Regions from separate parts of the Homo sapiens genome. Here region 1 is linked to region 2. Evidence: chromatin loops called from intact Hi-C (ENCODE). Cell type or tissue: OCI-LY7. All regions are shown on one strand. Each heading gives the region's core, and the rest is flanking DNA. Links, peaks and the distances in the headings are about the cores only. Region 1 overlaps IGSF21 (immunoglobin superfamily member 21). Region 2 overlaps IGSF21 (immunoglobin superfamily member 21).

Region 1 (7,246 bases), core at 1,505-6,504, 44 kb after region 2:
ATTTGGGAACGTGGTAGGAAGCAAGGCTGAAGAAATCAGTCAACAGAGGTTGAATCAAGAAGAACCTTGTATGCTGGGCCAATGACCTTGAACTTGGTCTTTCAGGTGATGAGAAGCTCTTGCGAAGTGTGGGGCAGGGAGGGGTGGTCGTGGTAAGGTCAGATATGTGTTTTAGAAAAGCACACGGCTGTGCCTGTCTGCAACGGGAAGACTGCCTGCCCTGTGGGAGCTCACACCCAACAAGGAAAATGTGGGGAGAGGAGGGGAGAAAGGATTTAGGAGGGATGGTGAGTCTGAGCTGGGAAACATCCCTCATTTCAGTCATGTTCTTTTCTTTTCACTGGTGTGCTGGAGCTGAAGTTCACCTTTAATCCTTTTCCGACAAGTTAAGTCAGCCCCTTTGTCATTTAAACCCAACAGGGCATAGGAAAGCCAGGAAGAATCTGCTGGAAATCACACTTTGGGCTTAATATACTTCCGGATTCCATGTGCTCGGAGGCCCCAACAGTAGTAGCTCAGGCCAGGACTCTCACCCCTGAGAAAGCATTGTTCAAGCCTCAGCTGGGGGGTGCCCTGACCTGGGAGGCACCCACCTCTTCCATTAGCTCTGAGTCTTCTGGGGAAAAGATAGCGGGGTGGGGAGGTTGACCGCAAGGTGGGAGAGAGGCTGCATATTCCTTAGAGACCATCTCACTGCACGCTTTTATTTTACCTATGAAGATCCTGGAGCTCAGAGAGGGGTTGTGGTTTTTTCAAGATCACACAGCAGGATGGTGTGTCCCAGGCCCTTGCTCTTTTCTTTTCTTGGTAAGTGAAGTGAGCTGAGCCATCAGTGTGTTATCCTTAGATATGCCGTGTCTTTCTCACCCATGCAGTGTGGGAGCCCATCACTGGTGGACTCTGCATGTGGTCTAACAAAACACCTGGTTATTTGGGTGTCCACTTCAGCTGTTGGCACCCCCTCTCAAGAGTTTGGAAGCCAAGAGCTCTTATCAACCCCATGTGGACCAGGGAAGTGGTCTCCTTGCCATTATCAGAAACTGATCTTAATCCCCAAGAGAAGATGGATTTGCTTGGTCAAAAACCGCTCCCCTTCAAGCCAGGGAGAACAGTGATGTGTGGCCAAAGCCAGTCTTCCCCCACCACCCTGCTTCTTATCTCCTCTTCCCGTCCAAGGGCATCTGTGCACAAATCCAGGCTGACTGAGCTGTGGTGTCTGGACGGATCCCAATCACACAGCAGCTCTTCCTGCCTAAGGTTGACTGCCTCACCTCTCACCCCCATTCCCCACTGCACTCCTTGGAAGCTCGTGGACCACTCATGGGCCATCTGGCACAACCTCGCAGCTACAGGGTCTGGTAGAGCCAACCTAAATATGGACCTTGATGACCCAAGAGTGGAGATAATGAGATGCCCTACACATTTCACACTCAGCGAACACCTGCATGCCTGCTGTTGCATTTCCTGGGTTTTTCAGTTGGGGCATGGGGGCATCACAGAGTCCTTTGAGAATATTCTGCACCTTTCTCCCACAAAAACACACACAACATATTAGGCATATTTTCTGGGGTTTGAGCACCCCCAGAAGCCCATCCACATATTTCCTAGGGACCCTGAGGCCCCCACATAGAATCCCTGGCCCAAGGATCATTCATAAATGAAGGGCTAGAGCGGGATCTTTCTTTCAAATACCAAATATATTGTTTAATTACATTGGAATCCCCTAAACTCTCTGGGAAGCCACTTTCACATTTTCAAGGAGGAGTGCAAGGCTGCTACCAGTTCCAGATTGAAAGGCTAAAGACAATGGACTTGTAATTTTATGAATGACACATAGGAGAAGCGGAAAAATAAAACTCCGCAAGAGATGCAAAGATGAATAACTAAGCTACCAGGTGCTGTCTCTCTAATTGAAGAATGTACAAAACGCTGAGAGAACACAGCAGGTGATCTCTTAATTCTGCTTTGGTGAGAGGGGTCAGAAGGCTTCACAGAGGAGAGAATGAGTAAGATTTGCCCAGGCGGAAAAGAGAAGATGAAGTAATATATGTGAAGCCTATTTCCCCTGCGCCACGGGGGACAGAAGCAGCTCGTCTGTGGGGCTTTTCGTCTGTTTTGCACAAATCTTTGTGAGATCCTTAGGGAAAGTGCAGTCAAGCCCATTGGCCAGGTGATGAAACAGAACTTAACAACTTGATGATGGGCAACTGGACGGGAAGCGCTCCCCTCGAGGGGAGTGGGCCCACCTGTCCTTCTTTATACCTTCAGACCTGTGTACAGTGCCTAGGAAGTTTTGGGAATAGTTGTCATCCAAGGCCACTGAGTTAATTAAATGGTAGAGCAGGATTTTTCTTTCAAATACCAAATGCATTTTTTAATTACACTAGAATCCCCTAAACGCTCTCGGCTGCCACTTTCACATTCTCGATGAGGAGAGCGAGGCTGCCACCAGTCCCAGATTGAAAGGCTAAGGATGGTAGGAAAAGACAGTGGGCTTGTAATTTTATGAATGACATGCAAATAGGAGTGGATTCAATAGAAGCAATTGGGTCTTCATGTTACTTGCAAAGGTTTGTTCAGATGTTCAAGCTCAAAACTCTTTACTAGACAAAATCTCAAGGCCATGTTACTGCTGATCTCAATGCACCCCTCAGCCCACTCTAGCTAGGCATTAGCCCCCACGACCTCCAAGGAATCTGCCCTTGCCCAGGTCCCCAGTGGGCTCCATATGTTACCAAGTTCATGGTCATTTCTCTGCTCTCAAGTCACTCACTGGAGTGTGAGACACAGCTAGCTGACAGCTGACTCTACTATTTCTGAAACCACTTTCTTTTCTTGGAATCCAGGACACTCCACTCCTCACCGTCTTCACATCTTGCTGGCTGTTCCTCCTCCTTCTCAGCCTCTCTGTTGGTCTACTTTTCTATCTCTAAATATTGGAGTGCCCAAGGGTCTAGCACTGGGTACCATCCATTCTCTGACAATGCCAAGTATAAGTCTCCAGGCTTCACCTCTCCCCAACATTCCAGATTTGTGGCCTCAATAGCGGCTGCAGCAGCTCCATCTCCATGTCTTAGAGGCACTCCCAGCTTAACATAGCCAACAGAGAGTGCTTGACGCCTGTCCCTGTGTAATAGTCTGTTCTTACACTGCTAATAAAGACAAACCTGGGACTGGGTAATTTATAAAAGGACAGTTTAATGAACTCACAGTTCCACATGGCTGAGGAGGCCTCACAGTCATGGTGGAAGGCAAATGAGAATCAAAGTCACATCTTACATGGTGGCAGGCAAGAGGATCTTGTGCAGGGGAACTCCCATTTATAAAACCATCAGATCTCATGAGACTTATTCACTACCAGGAGAACAGTATGGGGGAAGCTGCCCCCATGATTCAATTATCTCCACCTGGCCCCACCCTTGACACATGGAAATTATTACAATTCAAACTGAGATTTGGGTGGGGACATAGCCAAACCATATCACCTTGCAACCTGCTTCTCCTGTCCTGTCCTCCCTGTCTCATTAAATAGCACTGCTCCTGCAAACCCAGCCGAAGCCCCAAAGCAGGGAGTCATCCTGAATCCCCCCTTCTCTCATCCCTTCCACATGTTAGCAAGCCCTTAACTTCTACCTGCAAATCATAAGCAGAACATTTTTCCCTTCCATCATCTCCACTACCACCATCCTGGTAGTCAACCAAACCACTGTTGCCTCTTGCCTGAACTATTCTAACCTCCAAGTGACCCCTCTGCTGCCAGTTTCTCACCTCCTCTGCAAACCATTCTCCACCCAGAAGTGACCTTTTTAATAAAGTAAACCAGACCCTGTTACTTCTCTGCTTAAACTCAATGCTTCCTGGTGCCCTTAGAATAACTCCAGATTCAGTTTCTTACAGCACAGGGCCTGGTATGAACGGTCTCTGCCCATTTTTCCAACATCACCCCCTATTCGTTTTGTTCCAGCCACATGCACTTTCTGTTATTTGAACACACAAAGCTTTTTCCCACAGAACTGTCTTGCATTTGCTTTCCCCTCTGCCTGGATTATTCTGCCTTCTTCCCTTGGCATGGTAGGTTTCCTGTTGCCTTTGCGATCTCAGCTTAAATGTCTTTTCCTGACCACACAATCTCTTTCTATCCCACCACTCGATTTTAATTATATGCACTGCGCTTATCATTAGCTGGTATCTTCCTTATTTGTTTATCTTTTTAACTCCTCCCCCATGGTAAACTGTGTGAGCACAGGATCTTGTCTTCTTCCTTGATGAAATCCCAGTGCCTAGAACCATCCTGGTTTCATAAATATGTGTTGAATTAATGTTGGATGAGTGCATGGAACAGCTCCCTCTATCAGAGTTTCACAAACGCCATGACATGCTCCGTGGCTGGGTTGAGTGCGTCACTGTCATCTGGGGAACTCGTTAAAAGTACAAATGCCCTGAGGCTCCAGTCCTGGAAATTCAGATTCAATAACTGTAGAATGAGTCTCAGACAACAGTGTATTTTTAGTGGCCTCTGAGAAGTCTAATGAGCTGTCAGAGTCAGGTACCCCTGCCGGTTTCCAATAGAACTTCCATTAAAGATCAAGGATCAGGGCTGCAATGATTGTGATTCACACTCTGGCCTCTAGAGGGAGCTGAAGGTTTCTCCCATCACCCCATCCCCAGGAGGAGGAGCTCAGTGTGATGAGTCTGGATGGTTACAACTTAACAGCTGTGGTTAGGGGTGGAGTTTTCCTTGGGGTTGAATTAAAGGATTGTGATATGGTTTGGCTGTGCCCCCACCCAAATCTCGTCTTGAACTGTGGTTCCCAAGTTCGTGAAAGGGACTCGGTGGGAGGTGATTGGATCATGGAGATGGTTTTCCCCATGCTGTTCTCATGATAGTGAGTTCTCACAAGACATGATGGTTTTATAAGCACCTGGCATTTCCCCTGCTGGCACTTCTCCCTGCCACCATGTGAAGAAGGACGTGTTCGCTTCCCCTTCCACCATGATTGTAAGTTTCCTGAGGCCTCCCCAGCCCTGCAGAATTGTGAGTTAATTAAACCTCTTTCCTTTATAAATTACCCAGTATTAAGCAGTTCTTTATAGCAGCATAAGAACAGACGAATACAGATTACAATGGAAGTAGACCTGGGAACTTGTTCTTATTTCCTGTTTATGTGTTATTACATTTGTTGTAAAATCAACTATTGTTTGGTGGGCCCTCTCTGGCTGCCTTCTCTTCCTTCCCATGTGACTGATATGATAAGACTGAGCACTGGACATACCTCATCAGGGAGAACCTGGCTCTTTGGAAGGCCAGGGGTTGGGGAAGGAGGCCTAGACAAGGCAAGTTGGGTTGGCTCAACCCTGGCTTTTGTCTTCCTCACTCACATCCTTTTCCAGACTTATATCTGTAAGATCTGAACTCAAGATCAGAATGTGGGGTCAGAGGAGTAGCAAAGAGCAGCCAGGATGAGTGGCTGCCAAGCAAGAAGGGCCAAAGGGGTTGTCTAGACCCATCCTCTGGGACCTTGGTGCTGGTCTCTCTTGGTCACCCGAGAGTGTACCTACCTTCTTGCCCTTATGATATGGTTGGACTGTATTGTTTCCTGTCTCCTTAGGATCATCATTTTCAGTTTTGCTTCAAATAATGAAACATTGTGAAGGGCTGGGACTGAGAGAGAGCCAATGATAGTAAAGCCATTTTGAAATAGCTCCCTGTTTCAGGGAGAGCTAAAATCCATTGAAATGGCTTAACTGTGTTAAGCCACTGGGTTTCCAAGAATTGAAACCCAGTGAGTTCACCAGCATAACCATTTAAAGCGTTGTCTCTGCCCATATCCCTTGGGAATGCAGGTGGTAGGATGGAATTCAAGGAATCTAACCGTGGTGATCCTCCCCAAATACCTTCCCCTCTTATTCTATAATTTCCCTCTCTAGATCCTGTAAGCTATCAACAGACATGAAATGACAATAGCTATCATTGAATAGGTGCCACAATGAGCTGAACAATGGGGTCTTTTGGTTGCAGACATTATCTCATTTAAGCTTACAAAATACATGTTTTCATGCCCAATTTCAGGTGAAGTTTCTAAAAGGCTGAAAGGTTAGGTCACCACCCAAGGTCAAACTCACACACAGGTATTCTGATGCTCAAGTCCTCTCTCTTCCTACCTCAGCCTTCCCAGCCTCTAGTCTCAATTCCTTTTCAAATGGTCCCAAGCAACCACAAACCCTCATTGCAGAGGCATCCAGCAGAACCCAGAGGGGACGATCACCTGGCGAGGTCGCATCATCTGCACCACAAAACACACACCCAGGTATGCATCTTCCCACATGGTGAAAAAGGTGAGATAAAGGGGTACTGAAAGCAGGGATGTTATCACTGTTTGTAGATCTCCTTCTCTCTCTATCTGGCTCTCTTTTCTGTGGCCTTGTAACCTGGGCCCAGAGTGGCTCCTGGGAACAAATTGTAAAAGAAGGAGAGAAAACAAAGGAGGGATGATAAAAACTGCTGTAAAAGGTTAAACTCCCATGATTCTCTGTGGCTGTTTAATGGAGTTCCATGATATAAACAGACCTTCGGCTTTGCCTGCTGGGCAGGCGGCCTCCAACCAAATGAGTTCAGACAGTGTTTCCTAATAAGAAATGTTCCCTTTTCCTTCATACTTAACAAAGCCCCCTGAGTATCCAAAGACCCACACTCCCCACCCCCTGACCAACAGATACTATCAACATTACACAGATGCCCACATGAGACAGAAGTGGGCTACATAGCATGGTCTGTCAACAGGTGCACATTATAGCTCCATGATTTGTTAATTTAGCAAATGTTCACTGAGGTGACTCTGCTCTAGGTGTCAAGAATACAGCAGGAGAAAAGACAGTCTTTGCTCTTCAGATAGTCATGGTCCAGGGGCAGGTATTTTGACATGATGAGGTAAGCACTAGTGTAAAGACCCACACAGAGGATTCATGGAGGAGGGTGTGCCTACAGCTTTCTGGAGAAGTCAGGGAAGGCAACATGACCCGAGACACAGTCTCTTCGAATGGCCTCAGTTTCTTCATCTGGAAAATAGAATTAATCATAGTATCTACCTTTCAGTGAAAATATGAAAATGAAATGTCATCACGTATGTAAAGCACTTGATCTAGTGCTCACACATAGTAAAGGCTCAATAATGTCAGCCACTCAAATTAGTATAAGCAGCATTAATAAATAAGTCCCCAGTTACAGATGTAAATAGGAATGATTAAG
Region 2 (7,074 bases), core at 8-5,007:
GGGGGCTCTTTCCCAGTTTAACAAATGCCCTCCCCTCTTGTGTTCTGGAAGGAGTGGGCTGAGGAGGAAGGAGGAGGGACTTATTCAGCCACCTGTGTCTCCATGACAGCCACTCTTTTTTTTTTTTTTTTTGAGACAGAGTCTCACTCTGTTGCTGAGGCTGGAGTGCAGCGGCACCATGTCAGCTCACTGCAACCTCCGTCTCCTGAGTTCAAGCAATTCTCCTGCCTCAACCTCCAGAGTAGCTGGGATTACAGGTGCCCACCACCACGACTGGCTAGTTTTTATATTTTTTTTAGTAGAGACCTCAGGGTTTCACTATGTTGGCCAGGCTGGTCTCGAACTCCTGACCTCAGGGTGATGCACCCACCTCGCCTCCCAAAGTGTTGGGATTACAGGCATGAGCCACCATGCCCGGCAGAAAGCCACTCTTCACTACACACCCTCGGTGTGCATTCCTGTAACCCCAGTGACCTCAGCTTCCCATTCTTTCACTCACCTGTTCATTCATTCATTCATTCACTCACCTGTTCATTCATTCATTCACTTGCCTGTTCATTCATTCATTCATTCATTCGTTCATTTCTTCATTCATAAACACCTCCTGCAGGCCAGGCCTGTGGACAGAGGGGTCATCAGGGAGTTCACAGAATGGGTGAGGTGGAGGTTGGGGTCAGGAGAGAAACATTAGCAGCAGGTGCTCGCTCAGCAGCAGGCTGCTGACATGGAGTGGAAATGGCACTGGCGTGCAGGCCGGGGAGCTCTGCCAGGGAGGGTCCAGGGCAGGCCCTGCCCAGAAGGGGACCCTGAGCCCTGCTTTGGAGGTTGAAGCAGAGCCTTCGGGGCAGACAGGAGGAGATCATGGGGGTCCCCAGGCATCAACAAGAAGGCAAGGCTTGGGTAGAGAGTGAGGGGGGTTCAGGACAAGTTCTGGGGGTGCTGTGTAGAAGGGCCTGGTGTGGGAGGGTCATGGCTCACACATGTGGAGTCTGGGTTTGGTAGTGGTTAGGCTCTGGAGTCAGACCTCTAGGTTCAAGTCAATTTGAGATCTCCTATCTCCCTGTCTCAGTCTCCTTACCTGTAAAATGAGGATAGCAATAGCACCACCATCTAGGGTGGAGGATGAATCGGGTTCTTCCCTATAAAGTGCTTAGAAGGTGTCTTTCACATAGTACACATGCTATAACTGAGTGCTGTTAGCTGTAAAATGCTAATAATGCATATTATTATTACTATTATTTTATTGGAGGGAAATGGAGAGCCATTGAAGGCTTCAAACAGGAGAGTGATCAGCTCCATTGGTATCAGAGAAATCCCCCTGGCTGCAGTGTGAACAGTAGAACTAGTGGCAATTGGGAAGAGGCATTGGGTTGGAGAGAAGAGACCACTTTTCCAGCCCCTCTTTCAGGGCTGCAAACTTGATTTTTGGATCCCACCAGTCAACAGGGCAGGTGTGGGGGGCGGGAGCATGGCAGAGTCCTATCTGATCCCAGTATCTGTGTACCTGTGTGTGAGGTTCTGGCCCACATCCCCTGCCTGTGACACCCCCTACAAGGTCTCCCCATGGTCATGCTCAGCACTCAGTCCCCGTGTCACCCCCCGGGCTGCCGGTCAGTGGGCACACCTGTGTAGACAGGTTGTGTCCAGCAAGGGCTCATCATGGGACAGATGCCCAGCTTGTACCAGTCTGGCTGACCAATGCAGTCAGAAGGGGCTGCCAGTCCTCGGAGAGGGCCCTTGCTGTGCCAATCTGCCTGGCCCACCCCACTTAGCAGGCGCTGTGCACAATTGGGCCTGTGTCAGCATGATCGGCCGCCGGCAGACCCGTGGCAGATCAGTGGCCTGCGCCAGCCTGCCCACCTGCTAAACGAGGGGCGGGTGCACCGGCAAACATTGCTAGGCTGGCATATCCTGTCTGCTGTAATTAACACATGGCATCAGGGCAGCCCAGCCCAGTGAAGCCTGTCTGTCCATCTGCCGGCTGTTCCTGGGAATCAGCACTTTACCACGAGCTCCAGCAGCCAGTTGGAGAGGAAGAACACTGAGCTGGGAGCTAGAAGACCTGGGCCCCATCTCTGCTCAGCCACTCACTGGTAGCGGATGCTGGGAAATTTGCATTCCCTCTCTGGGCCTTGGCTCCCCCATCTGTTAAATGGGGCCCAGGGGATGGCTGATTGCTAAGTTCTCTTCCTGCTGTTCTATGGGGGTGGCGTTAACACTAGGCAAATTCTGGGTGGCAGAATTCTACACTTGAGGGGTTACGATAGAGCATATGCAGGCCCTACTCATTGCTTCCTTCATTCCACAAAGAGTTACTGTGTCCCCACTATGTGCCAGAGATATTGCCATGAATTAGACAATGTCCCTCTTCTCCTAGAATCCACATTCTACTGTCAGGAGCCATATACCTTAAATTAAGGAAGATGGAAGAGATGTATCAGCTAGAGAGAATTGCCATGCAGACATTAACATAGGGTGATGGCTACAAGAGATGGGTGGCCAGGGGAGGGCAGCCTCAGAAGGTCACATGTAAGCTGAGATCCAAATGAGGAGGTGGGGCCCCGCTTGCTTAGAAGAATCAAGTTGCTTCCTGCCACGTCCCCATGGGCTCCTCTTTATTCACTGCTTCTCGTTTGATCCCAGGGTTGCCCGTCTGGGTAGTGCTGTCTGCATTTGACAGATGAGGCTCAGAGACAAGCCCTAGCTTAGTTCTATAGCTTCATGTTTTCTTCCCCCAACATTTGATTACGAACATTTCCCAACATGCAGGAAAGTGTAAAAATCTTTAAGGCAAACACCCATATACCCATTACCTGGCTTCCACAATTAAAATGTGAACATGGGCTGGGTGCAGTGGCTCGTGCCTGTAATCCCAGCACTTTTGGAGGCCGAGGCAGGCAGATTGCTTGAGCGAAGGAGTTTGAGATCAGCCTGGGCAACATGGTGAAACCCCATCTCTACAAAAAATATCAGAAAATTAGCCAGGCATGGTGGTATGTGCCTGTAGTCCCAGCTACTCAGGAGGCTGCAGTGGAAGGATTTCCTGAGCCCAGGAAGTTGAGGCTGTAATAAGCCAAGATCTCGCCACTGTACTCCAGCCTGGGTGACAGGACAAGACCCTGTCTCAAAACAAACAAACAAACAAACAAACAAACAAACAAACAAAAAAAACCTTACACCTGTAATCCCAGCACTTTGGGAGGCCGAGGCAGGCAGATCACTTAAGGTTAGGAGTTCGAGACCAGCCTGGTTAACATGGTGAAACCCCATCTCTACTAAAAATACAAACATTAGCCAGGTGTGTTGGGGGGGCGCCTGTAATCCCAGCTACTCAGGAGGCTGAGGCATGAGAATTGCTTGAACCTGGGAGTCAGAGGTTGCAGTGAGCTGAGATCGCGCCACTGCCCTCCAGCCTGGGCAACAGAGTGAGACTCTGTCTCAAAATAAAATAAATAAATAAATAAATAAATAAATAAATAAATAAATAAATGAATGCAGCCATGTTTGCTTTATCATATCTCCCCCCACCCTCCATTCATCCCTCTCGATGCAGCCACACAGCCTTATTTATTCGATGCCTTCCAAAGTGAGCTGCAGACACCTGTACAGTTTACTCCTAAACCTTCTATTTAGAGTTCAATATTTATTTACAATTCCTTTTCTTTTGAGGTCAAATTTACACACAATGAATTGCACAAATCTCAAGAGTACCACTCAGGGTTCTTTTTGAGTTTTGGCAAATGCGTGCACCAGTGTAAGCTGAGCCCTTCTCAGGATGCAGAACACTACCATTACTCCAGAAAATTCCCTCCGCTCCTTCCCAGCCAAACCTCACCCGAGAGATGATCGTTATTCTAATCTGTTTGTCACATTTTATCCTGTTCTAGAATTTCGTATCAACGAATTATACGGTACGTAGATTCCAGGGAAGGCTCTTTTCTCCCAGCATAATATTTTTTAGATCCACCCCTGCTGTGTGTGTACCATGGTTTATTCCTTTTAATCACTGAGTAGTATTCCATGTCAAGGAGACGCTATGTTTGTTAAGCTGTTCTTTTGTTAAAAGGCACCTGGACAGTTTCCAGTTGGGCTCTGCTATGCTTCAAGCTGCTAAGAACATTCTTGCACAAGTTTTCTTTTTTTTAAAAAAAGTCACGTTTTCATTTCTCTTGCTACTGCTTTGTTTGACAAAGGGTCAGTCCAATCCAACAAGGGTTCCCTGAGCACCTACTATGTGTCAGCCCCTGTGCTAGACACAGAGGTGAGTGAGTCTCAGCTAGGGCGGGGGAGTTTGGCCTCTGAAGGCCCCACGCAGGCACAGAGCATCAGAGTGTACAGGAGGGCCTGTCAGGACCAAGTGCTCCGTGCCTGGCACTGTATTTCATCCTTGCAACCACCCCACGGGATTCACGTTATGGCCCCAATCTTCAAAGGAGGCAACCGAGGCCAGAGTGATGGAGTGATCGGCCTGAGACAAGAGGCAGGAGCTGGGCCTCAAACTTGGGGTGACCCCAGCCTTTGTCCTGCACGATGCAGGGGTGACATCTTTTCTTTGTTCTGCACAATGCAGAAGCAACAGCCCAGGGAGGCCAGGCGATCTATTCAAGGCCACCAGGCAGTACGGTGACAAGAACACAGGCCCCTGGGTCTCTCAGTCCTGTCTCTTTCCCCAACACCATCTTGGAGACTTCAGAAAAGGTCTACACATTTGTTGAACCAGCATTTATTTCCAGAAATTGGGCTGGGAGAGATGAGTTATATAAAAGTTCTGATAATTTGTATGTATGAGTGTCCTTGTGTGTGGCCCATCTGACTGGTCCCATGCACCTGTTAGTCCAGGACCACCAAACGATGGCCCCAGGAGCCAAGGAGAGAGCCCCTGGCAGGCAGCGGGAAGGGTGGGACCAGTGTTGAGACAGGGAGTCTATGCAGGTCCAAGTCATCTAATTAAAAACAGAAACCCCAGTGTAGATCAAATTAACACAATCTGCAGGACAAATTTGGCCCCAGACAATGGCTTGTGACCCCAGCTCTCAGCAAATGAAGAAGGTGATGATAATGAGAGGAAGGAATGTGTGGTAGATGAAAGATGGCACATATTCTTTGAGATTCCTGCATTAGAGATGGCGGGGGTCGGGGGGTCTACGATCTCTCCCTTTGAAACTAGACATGTTTGGAGACTGCTTTGACCAATAGAATTGGCGGACGTGGCAGACGTGTGCCAATCTCCAAGCCCAAGCCTTAGGGGCTGGAAGCTTTCATTCAGGGCTCTGGGAACAAGTACATCCTGAGCTGCTGCTTAAGACATCCCATTGTGGTGCTAGAGAGGCCACCTGGAGAAGGAGGGGGACCTTGCTGAGCCAGCCTTCTAGCCATGCCTGCAGGTGGGTAAAGCTGCCTTGACCCCTGCAGACCAGATCAGCCGCCCACTGAATACTACCCAGTGATCCCAGCAGACACCAGGGGAAGCATTAGAATTGCTCAGCCAGAACAGTGGTCAACTTCTTGCCAAGGAGGAGCCCTGTTCAGCACCCACCTTTGCAAGAGGAAGTGTGGATGCAACTTCCATCTGTTACAAGGCTCTATTTGACTGAAGCCATTTGGGTTGGGGGAAGATGGTTGTGCCAGGCAGGGCACAGCAGGAAACAGATATTCCTTGAAAAGATCATAAATAAGAAGACCTTAATTCCAAGGTGATTTACAAAGATATGGGCACGGCGGAGAAATTCCAATAAGGCATGAGGCAACACTGGGGCAGAGACCGGTGGGGACTGTAGTCCTCTTAGGAGAAAAGGGAAGGGGGCAAAGGAGTGGGAGGTCTCCCTGAATCCAAGAGAGCAGCAGCTGAAGAAGAATTCCACCCAAAAGCTTGGGTGGAGGGACCCAGGGGCCCCACTGGGAGGAGCTGGGGAATAAAGACTTTGGCCGCATTTCCATCTGGCTTCCTGTCTCCTGCAGGTGTCTGTGCAATGGAAGGGCAGATGACACAGACTTTAGTCCAGGAATCTAAGGGGTTGGGGTTGAGCGGACACCTAGCATGGAAGGTTTCCATGAGCCCTTGTTCTCATTTTGCTGTTCCATAGTTGGGTGAGGTGAGGTTCCTTTCCCCACTGCTCCCCCATCAGATAGTTCCAGGTGAGCATGGGGAGAACAGCATCGTCAGAGAGAGGGTCCCATTAAACTGCCATGTGTCTTCTTATGGCTGCTGCATGTCTGATCACCAAGACACTCCCGGTGGGAGAGGCAGCTGGGCCCACCTCTGCTTCTCATCACAGCCAGGCTCCAAGAATGGGACGGGATTGCTGAGACGGGAAGGTCAGTTCTCCATCCCCTTGGCTTGGGGAGTAGATCCGAGGCTGGTCTTTCTGGAGGTTTGGCTTGGGGATTGGAGACGCCAAGCCCCAGCTTAGATCCCTGGGTCAAGACTGCCTCCCAGATCTACTCCCAGTGTGGTTTCCCAGGGAAGAGCATGAGCGCAACTTCTAACTCTGCCCAGAGCCTGCAAGAGCTGCACAAAGACCTGTGCCTACAAGGGCTCTGCAGTTGGTTTAAGACTCTGCTTCTGAAATTTGAAATTTGTAATCGGTTTTTAAGAAGAGGCCCCTGTTTTCATTCTGCATTGGGCCACACAATTTAGGTAGCCACTTCTTTTTTGTTTGTTTGTTTTTGTTTTTTCAGAGTCTTACTCTATCACCCAGGCTGGAGTGCAGTGGCGCGATTTCGGCTTACTACAACCTCTGTCTCCCAGGCTCAAGCGATTCTCTTGCCTCAGCCTTCCCTAGTAGCTGGGATTCCAGGTGCATGCCACCACATCCAGCTAATTTTCATATTTTTAGTAGAGATGGGGTTTCACCGTGTTGGCCAGGCAGGTCTTGAACTCCTGACCTCAAGTGATCCGCCCACCTTGGCCTACCAAAGTGCTGGGATTACAAGTGCGAGCCACCATGCCCAGTCATTAGGTGGCCAATTCTAGTTCTAAGCAAGAAAGAGATTTCTGGGCCTTTCCTTGGCCTGACTCCTTTGTTTAGATCAGTGGACAGCAAACTTTCTCTGTAAGAATATTTTAGGATTTGC

What was found. A loop is a pair of places that touch in the nucleus more often than their neighbours do. Peaks named below come from ENCODE experiments on the same cell type or tissue, not always from the same donor. Only the 100,000 strongest peaks of a DNase experiment are listed, where the experiment ranks them.
Region 1: it touches region 2 in a loop (2.2-fold over the local background); 3 of 110 quality-filtered maps call a loop at or near these places.

Annotation. Positions count from the first base shown.
Region 1 is chr1:18,232,343-18,239,588 of GRCh38, reverse strand. The region is part of intron 2 of IGSF21 (immunoglobin superfamily member 21); the gene reads right to left. Among named protein-coding and RNA genes, the nearest start is that of IGSF21-AS1, 60 kb to the right of the region's middle. In OCI-LY7, for the core only: CTCF peaks have their summits at 4,412 and 4,617 (motif pointing right); a DNase peak (open chromatin) is centred at 4,648.
Region 2 is chr1:18,274,624-18,281,697 of GRCh38, reverse strand. All of the region lies in intron 2 of IGSF21 (immunoglobin superfamily member 21), which reads right to left. Among named protein-coding and RNA genes, the nearest start is that of IGSF21-AS1, 100 kb to the right of the region's middle. RefSeq lists enhancers at 297-810, 811-1,325. In OCI-LY7, for the core only: no CTCF peak of the experiment used is centred there; DNase peaks (open chromatin) are centred at 87, 2,147 and 2,557; H3K4me3 peaks cover 2,611 bases; H3K27ac peaks cover 4,293 bases.